Regions from separate parts of the Homo sapiens genome. Here region 2 is linked to region 1. Evidence: chromatin loops called from intact Hi-C (ENCODE). Cell type or tissue: A673. All regions are shown on one strand.

The links. A loop is a pair of places that touch in the nucleus more often than their neighbours do. Peaks named below come from ENCODE experiments on the same cell type or tissue, not always from the same donor. Only the 100,000 strongest peaks of a DNase experiment are listed, where the experiment ranks them.
Region 2: a loop joins it to region 1, with 11 times the contacts of the local background. A loop is called at or near these places in 30 of 110 quality-filtered maps.

Annotation. Positions count from the first base shown.
Region 1 is chr1:18,679,111-18,683,110 of GRCh38, reverse strand. The region is part of intron 4 of PAX7 (paired box 7); the gene reads right to left. Among named protein-coding and RNA genes, the nearest start is that of PAX7, 50 kb to the right of the region's middle. In A673, a CTCF peak has its summit at 1,535 (motif pointing right); DNase peaks (open chromatin) are centred at 580 and 1,540; H3K27ac peaks cover 2,060 bases.
Region 2 is chr1:18,595,947-18,599,946 of GRCh38, reverse strand. No RefSeq gene overlaps it. Among named protein-coding and RNA genes, the nearest start is that of PAX7, 33 kb to the left of the region's middle. RefSeq lists an enhancer at 195-724. In A673, a CTCF peak has its summit at 2,365 (motif pointing left); a DNase peak (open chromatin) is centred at 2,326.

The sequences.
Region 1 (4,000 bases):
GGATAGAGCCACTGAGTCAACCGCCTGACCAGTTGGCCCTGCTCTGGTTTCTGGCTGTAGCTGACCACTTTCCTGACCCCCATCCACTTCCCCCACACAGGTACTCCCCTGTCCTGGTGAGCAGGGACCCCAGCCAGGTGCCCTGCCCCACCCAGGCAGCTGGGCAGCTGTGCAGGGACAGGTGGAGAAGGGGATTGAGTGAGGGTACAGGAGCAGGGAGGGGGCTCTGCATATTCCCCTTGAGACCAGTCCTTGAAAGATGGGTTCTCCATCAACTCCCTAGGTCCTGCCTACCCCGCCCCCACAGCCCGGCAGCACCTCCTCTCTCCCCTTCCCAGGCAGACCCAGGAGGGGCCGAGAATGTCTTAAGGCCACAGCACATCTGGGGAGTCCATTATCTCCAGCCCTTGGACCAAGGCTAAACCACCAAGTTGCTGGCCCCAGAGGAGGGGGTGGCAGCTCAGAGTCTCAGGGACTTGCCCAGGGCCACTGCCAGAAGGTGGCAGGGTGGGATTCTAATGTGGGGTTTTCTAGGGCTGGAGTCCCGCCCACTTCAGGCTGCTCCTCCCATCCCCAGTTCTCCACTGGGAAGAAGACAGGGTGAGCTGGCATTGATCCAGGGAGAACACTTCTTGCTTCTTCTCGAAGGAGATTCTAGAAAGGGGGCAACATGGCTCCTCCCCCTCCATGGGGCCCAACAGCTGGCAAAGGGCAAGACTCCTCCATGCTGATGTCTGAAGGGTCCCACCGGCCCCTAACCAGAACCTAGGCCTCAGGCTCCATGGCCAGGTCCTCTGGCTGCCCCAGAGGCCTCCTGGGGGCTAGGAAGCATTGGCAATGTGAGGATCCAAATATGCTCTGTCTGACTCCAAATCCTACACTCTCTCCCAGTGACTGAGAGACCCCCACAGGTTCAATTTCACTCTCCCAACTCAAGGAGAGGAGGGAGGGAGGAGAGTGTCTTTAGGAAAGCCAGAGTTGGACTCTCACCTTGTTCACAAAACTTGACAAAACTTTTTCTCCAGGGAGCTCCCATCGAACCCCACCAGGCCGGATTTTAAAATTCTAAGCCCGGCCGGACATAGTGGCCCACACCTGTAATCCCAGCACTTTGGGAGGCCAAGGTGGGTGGATCATCTGAGGTCAGGAGTTCGAGACCAGCCTGACCAACATGGTGAAACCCGTCTCTACTAAAAATACAAAATTAGCCAGACATGTTGGTGCATGCCTGTAATCCCAGCTGAGGCAGAAGAATCACTTGAACCCGTGAGGCAGAGGTTGCAGTAAGCTGAGATTGCACCATTGCACTCCAGCCTGGGCAACAAGAATGAAACGCCGTATCAAAAAATAAAAATAAAAATAAAATAAAATAAAATAAAATAAAATAAAATAAAATAAAATAAAATAAAATAAAATAAATTCTAAGCCCTAGGTAGATGATTTGCACCACAAAATCTGATGCAAGGGGAAACTGCAGTGGGGCATTCTCTGATCCTGGCTCTCTGCTAGCAGCATGGTACTGTCCTTAGACACTAGAGGGCACTGTGTATACATTCCTGCCAGGAAAGAGCCTTTCTAGGAAGAAGGAAGTAGTACTGCTGGAAATGGTACTGTGTAGTTGCATGGACAGAATTCAGAGCCCTGTATTCTCGTGGCAGACCCAGAGCTCTTTCTTCTGCGCCAAGCTGTGAACCAAGCACAAAGCACATATGGGAGATGAAGCAAGAGGTTGAAGTTGAAGATATCATGAGGACCCTTCTAACTTGGTCTCTTTAACATGCTGGTGTCCTGTGCAGCTAATATGGAGTTTTGGAAGGGGTGGCAGCTGTGAATTAGTGAGGAGGATGAGGTGGGACATTTTAAGAGGGCACCTTGGGGGCAGGGGCAGGCCCACTCTATGAGGAGCTCAGCTCAAAATCTTTTTTTTTTTTTTTTTTTTTTTTTTTACGGAGTTTTGCTCTTGTTGCCCAGGCTGGAGTGCAATGGTACAATCTCAGCTCACCGCAACCTCCGCCTCCCAGGTTCAAGCGATTCTCCTGCCTCAGCCTTCCGAGTAGCTGGGATTACAGGCATGTGCCACCATGCCTGGCTAACTTTGTATTTTTAGTAGAGAGTGGGTTTCTCCATGTTGGTCAGGCTGGTCTTGAACTCCTGAGCTCAGGTGATCTGCCCACCTTAGCCTCCCAAAGCCTCCCAAAGTGCTGGGATTACAGGCGTGAGCCACCGCGCCCGGCTCAAAATCTTTTACACTCTTCCTGTGACTTTAAGTCCATCTTGAAATTACTCACTAGTTCTCATTCACTTCTCTCATGGGTTATTTCAATCATTTACTCATCCAAGTTATTTAAGCAGCAGGGAGAGCAACGATTGTGCTGGGCAGAGCAGAGGTCACTATGCTGCTCCTGAAGGGCTTGCCCGCTTGGTCCTATCTTACAAAGTGTGGTGGAGGTAGCAAGGGCTGGCACTGGGGGAGAGGTGAGAAGAGTAGAGGCAGTGAGGTCAGACGGACCTGGGTTTGAGTTCGGAATCTGCCTCCTACCAGCCATAACTCCTGGGTATGTTTAAGTCCTGAGCCTCGTTCTTGTTATTTCTAAATGGTGAGAGTGATGGGAGACAGAAAGGAGGAGGGGAGGTGAGGAAAACTAGATGGAGGCTGAGCTCCCAGCCTTGTGTGTGACAGGCGCTCCTGGGCTGGCCAGCCTGCCAGCCACCAATCCCAGACCCAGTCTCTCCTCTCCTTCAGAACAGAAGCCTGGCAGGTGGGGAGTTGGCACTCTGGGCTCATCCATGACCTGCTGTGTGACCCTGAGCATGTCACTTGTCACTTGTCCTCTTGGAATCTCTATTTGCTTATCCATCCCCCTGGGAATAAGAGCTGCCATCCTGCCTATTCCCTAGGGTACTGATGCAGCTCCAGGGGTGGGAACCTTGAGAAATACACAGACAGAGGTACCCTTGATACAACTGTCCCAGCCCCCCACTAACCTAGGAAAGTAACTTCATCCCTCTGGGCCTCAATTTCCTCATCTGTAAAATGAGGACAAGAATAGTACCAACCCCACAGAGTTGTCATGCACAAAGATGAAAGGAATTACTGCAAGGCAAGAACAGTTCCAGGTACTCAGTAAGCACCCAATCCATGTTAGCGATTATTATTGCTGCTATTGTTATTATTGGCCCCTCCATGTAGTGTGGACCTATTTTACTTCTGTATCCCTCAGAGGCAAGCACAGTTGCCTGGCGCAAAACACAAAGGCAAGGAATGAATGCATGGATGAATGAATGAACAAATGCCTGAATGAATGAACAACTGACTGAATGAATGAACATGCCTTTGTCATCCTTTCCTTATTCTTCCACGGTGGAGGCTTTGCAGATCCCCAAGCCATGCCTACAGACCCCACGTCCATCCCATCCCATCCTTTTCCCAGAAATCTGTCCTGGATGCAAAACGTACCTACAGAGAAGAGGGGGCCAGGTGGTCTCAGGTAAGTGATTCAGCTGTAGCATAAATGCTAGAGGCACTAAGGGGCCAGAGGAAGACAGACGCCCAGGAAGCTGGAGCAGGGGAGGCCTAAGGAGAGGTCTCAAAATCAGCAGAGGGGAAAGAGCAGCAGCTGGGGCTCCAGTGGCCAGATGAAGCTGCCCGGCATGGAAAGGAAAAGGCAGCCTGACCACCCATCCGCGCCCCACAAAGCGGCTGTGAAAGGACCATATGCCTGAGAGGCCAAGCCTGCGGGACCCTCCTTCTCCCCCTCCCCACGCCCTCACCCCTCCTCAGTGCTGGAGCCCTGGGAGACACAGGGGCTGTGTCCAGTTGGAAAGTTGTTTGGAGGTGGAGATGGAAAATGGCTTTGGGCCTCGTCCCTCTGTCCATGTAACTCCCTGCTTCCGGGCTCAGCCATGAAGAAGGACTTAAACCTGGGGCTCACTCTACCCTGAAGATGGGGCTCTGTGAACCCATGCAGCATCCCCCAGTGGGGCTGGGTGTGAAGGCCAC
Region 2 (4,000 bases), 83 kb after region 1:
ACAGCATTTAGTGGCGGCCTAGCACCTGAAGTCCTCGGATCCACCACCAGGTTTGCTGTGTGACCTTGGGGAAACGTCTTCCCCAGTCTGGGCTGTGGTTGGGAAGAATCCTTCTCCCTTGTTATTGAGGACCAGTGAGGCCATCAGTCTTCTCTGCCAGAGAAAGACGCTGGGGACATGCTCCCCTCAGCACCCAGGATTGGGAAAACTGCAAGAGGCAGAGGGAGTGGTGCCAGCCCACCTGCCTGTGTAGGAATCTTGGCTCCTTCTGTCCAGCTCTGTCTCCCCTGGCCCTTCTCTGTGGCTTCTGGTCTTCACTGCCCTGGTTGTACACGCCGCCCCCACCCCTCTCTCCCTGTCTTTTGTCTCTCTGTTTTTTTTTTTTTTTTTTTTTTACTCTCCCTTCCCTCTCCTTCTCTCCCTCCCTCTTCCCTCTCCCTGGCCACCTCCTTCTCCCCCTTCCCCTCCCCTTCTCTCTTTCCCTTTCACTGTTTATCCCGGATCCTCTTTTCCTGCAGGGACACTCTGGAAAGCCCTGGCTCCAAACCAGTGTGATTCTAATCTTCCCAGCAGACTGTCTAAAATGTAATTTACGAGCAAGGCTCTCCCGGCTTCTCCATCCTGCAGCCTGGGCAGGACTCCCAGCCAGTGAATGGGCTGGGGAGCGGGAGTGGGGCTGGGGCCAGCCTCGCTGGGTCATCTCCCATTCTGCTCTATCTGCCCATCAGCTGGGGGAACGGGCCCAAACCCGGGGAAGCTTTTCACTTGGAACCGACTTCAGTTCCGGGTTCATGGAAGGCAGTTGGCCCCGATGCAGCAACAGATTGCCGTTTGCTGTGGACTCTGCAAAACCTTGCGGCAGGAGAGACCTCTTGGAGGCCATGACATTAGGCCAGGACATTTGCGCATTCATTAACTCATGTTACTGTACACTTTCTATGCATCACACAGTCCTGGGAGCTGAGGTTGTAGTGCCGAGCACAGAGACCAGTTCCTGTTCTTTTGAAGCTAGCAGTTTGGTGGAAGGGACCGACATTAATCCCATAGTTACTTAAGAGAATGCTGGCGGGGCACGGTGGCTCATGTCTGTAATCCCAGCATTTTGGGAGGCCTAGGCAGGAGGATCTCTTGAGGCCAGGAGTTTGAGACCAGCCTGGGCAACCTATTGCGACCCTCATCTCTAAGAAAATTAAAATTAACCAGGCATGGTGGCAAATGCCTGTAGTCCCAGCTACTAGGGAGGCTGAAGTGGGAGGATCGATTTAGCCCAGGAGGTCAAGGCTACAGTGAGCTATGTTTGTGCTCAGCCTGGGCGACACAGTAAGACTCTGTCTCAAAACAACAACATAAAACCAAAGAATGTTAAACAGATTTCCTTTAGTTCTGTGCTGAAGGAGAGGAATAGGATGCTTTATAATATGGGGGTTGACTAGGTCTGTTGGGGGAGGCACAAAGGAAGCCACCCCCACTTTTTTGCATGATAATGAATAATGACACCATTAGTGGCGTGTTTATACAGAGAGGCGGTGACAAATATAATTCCTCCTTTGCTGCCACTTTTGACTTTATGTGTGTTGAATTTAGATACCCCTCCATCAACTGATGTGAGCGGCTCCTGGAGGGTCCTTAAAGGGTCCCAAACTATGAGCGCTGCTCTCGACCTGTACACCAGACACAGGTAAAGGGACTTCTCACTCCCCCCACTTCCAAACTATGAGCGCTGCTCTCGATCTGTATGTACACCAGACACAGGTAAAGGGACTTCTCACTCCCCCCACCTCCAAACTATGAGCGCTGCTCTCGACCTGTACACCAGACACAGGTAAAGGGACTTCTCACTCCCCCCACCTCCAAACTATGAGCGCTGCTCTCGACCTGTACACCAGACACAGGTAAAGGGACTTCTCACTCCCCCCACTTCCAAACTATGAGCGCTGCTCTCGATCTGTACACCAGACACAGGTAAAGGGACTTCTCACTCCCCCCACCTCCACTGTCTGCCCTGCCACTGGGCCCAATTCTGGAAGGGGTGAACAGCTCGGAAGAAGGCCGGGCTCGGCAGCCACGGTGCTCTCTCTGGGCCTCTGTTCTCACTGCAAAGTGGACTAACAGGCCTCCATGGACCAGCTCACAGTATTTGCTGTAAGGGTCACATGAAGCGATTGATGTGAAAAGTATTTATTGTCTTGGAAATTCCTGAATTCACCACCATATTCCTCACTGCCATCCTCATCCATGAAAGCGAGGGGGCTGAGGGAGGTTTTGAGACTTCCCATGAAGCCCCTTCTTTCTGGGATTTCAACACACCCAACTCCGTGGAGCGCGTGGCCGCCTTCTCAGCGGAGCAATGCTGTCACCTAGTGGCCACTCCGCACCCTTCTCCTTGGAATCAGGAGCTGACCCGGAGCACCTGCCCTTGGGAGCTGTCCCCAGGTACCCCTCCACACCTGCAAAGCTACCGGTGGTCAGGGCTTCCGTGTCTGGTCATGAGAGAGCAAATATTGCAGTGGAGAAGAGGGGCTGAGGAGGCAGGGTCCCTGCTCTTATGAAGGGCAGCTTGTCCTTGGGCCCCCTAGCTCCTCCTGCCATTGGACTTGGCTTGGCAGATATTCCATCAGAGCAGGCGAGGGCAGGAGGCCTGGGTTTCCAGACCCTCATCTGCAGGGTGCCTGTCAGTGTTGAAGTCAAGAAGCTCCTTCGTGTGAGCCTCACCCTGTTTCTACCTCGTGTCTTCCTGTAGTTTATTCTCTACCTGGCTTCTAGAGTGATCCCTTTAAAAGCAAGTCAGATGATGTCATGCCGCTGCTCAAACCCTGCAGTTATTCCCACTCAGAGTAAAACCAAAGACAGCAAGACAGGATCGGGGCCTGTGGGTAACCTTCCCTGCCCTTGTTTATCTTTTTAGTTTTTGTTTTCAATATTTATTTATTCACTTATTTATTTTTTATTTTTTGAGATGGAGTCTTGCTCTGTTGCTCAGGCTGGAGCGCAGTGGTGCACTCAGCTCACTGCAATCTCTGCCTCCCGGGTTCAAGCGATTCTCTTGCCTCAGCTTCTCAAGAAGCTGGGATTACAGGCATATGTCACCAGGCCCAGATAATTTTTGTAGTTTTAGTAGAGACAGGGTTTTGCCATGTTGGCTAGACTGGTGCTGGTCTCAAGCTCCTGACCTCAGGTGATCCACCCATCTCGGCCTCCCAAAGTGCTGGGATTATAGGCATGAGCCACTGCACCTGGCCTTGTTTTGTTTTTGAGACAGGGTCTCACTCTATCACCGAGGCTGGAGTGCAGTGGTGCAATCATGGCTCACTGCAGCCTTGACCTGACGGGCTCAAGCAATCCTCCTACCTCAGCCTCCTGAGTAGCTGGGACTACAGGTGTGCCCCTCCATGCCCAGCTAATTGGCATTTATTTTTTTGTTCTTTTTTTCTTTTTCTTTCTTTCTTTTCTTTTTTTTTTTTTCTTTTTTTTTTTGAGACAGAGTCTCGCCCTATCACCCAGGCTGGAGTGCAATGGCGCGATCTCAGCTCATTGCAACCTCCGCCTCCAGGTTCAAGTGATTCTCCTGTCTCAGCCTCCTGAGTAGTTGGGATTACAGGCACGTGCCATCATGCCCGGCTAATTTTTTGTATCTTCAGTAGAGGCAGGGTTTCACCATGTTGTGCAGGCTGGTCTGGAACTCTGGGACTCAAGCAATCCTCCCACCTCGGCCTCCCAAAGTGCTGGGATTACAGGCTTGAGCCACTGTGCCCAGCTCTGTTTATCTTTCAGACTGCACCTGCCCCTCATCAGCTCCTCTCCAGCCTCCTTGTCATGCCTTAAACTCTCACTGCTGCTCCCTCTGCTTGGAATGACCTTCCCCTGGGTAGCTGCACAGGTGGGCCCTCGTGTCATTTATCACTCTGCTTAAATAGCCCTTACTCAGAAAAGTCTGCCTTAACTAAATTAGCAGCCTCCATCACTTTTCTTCCCCTTTGCCTACTTTGCTTTCTTCACAGGA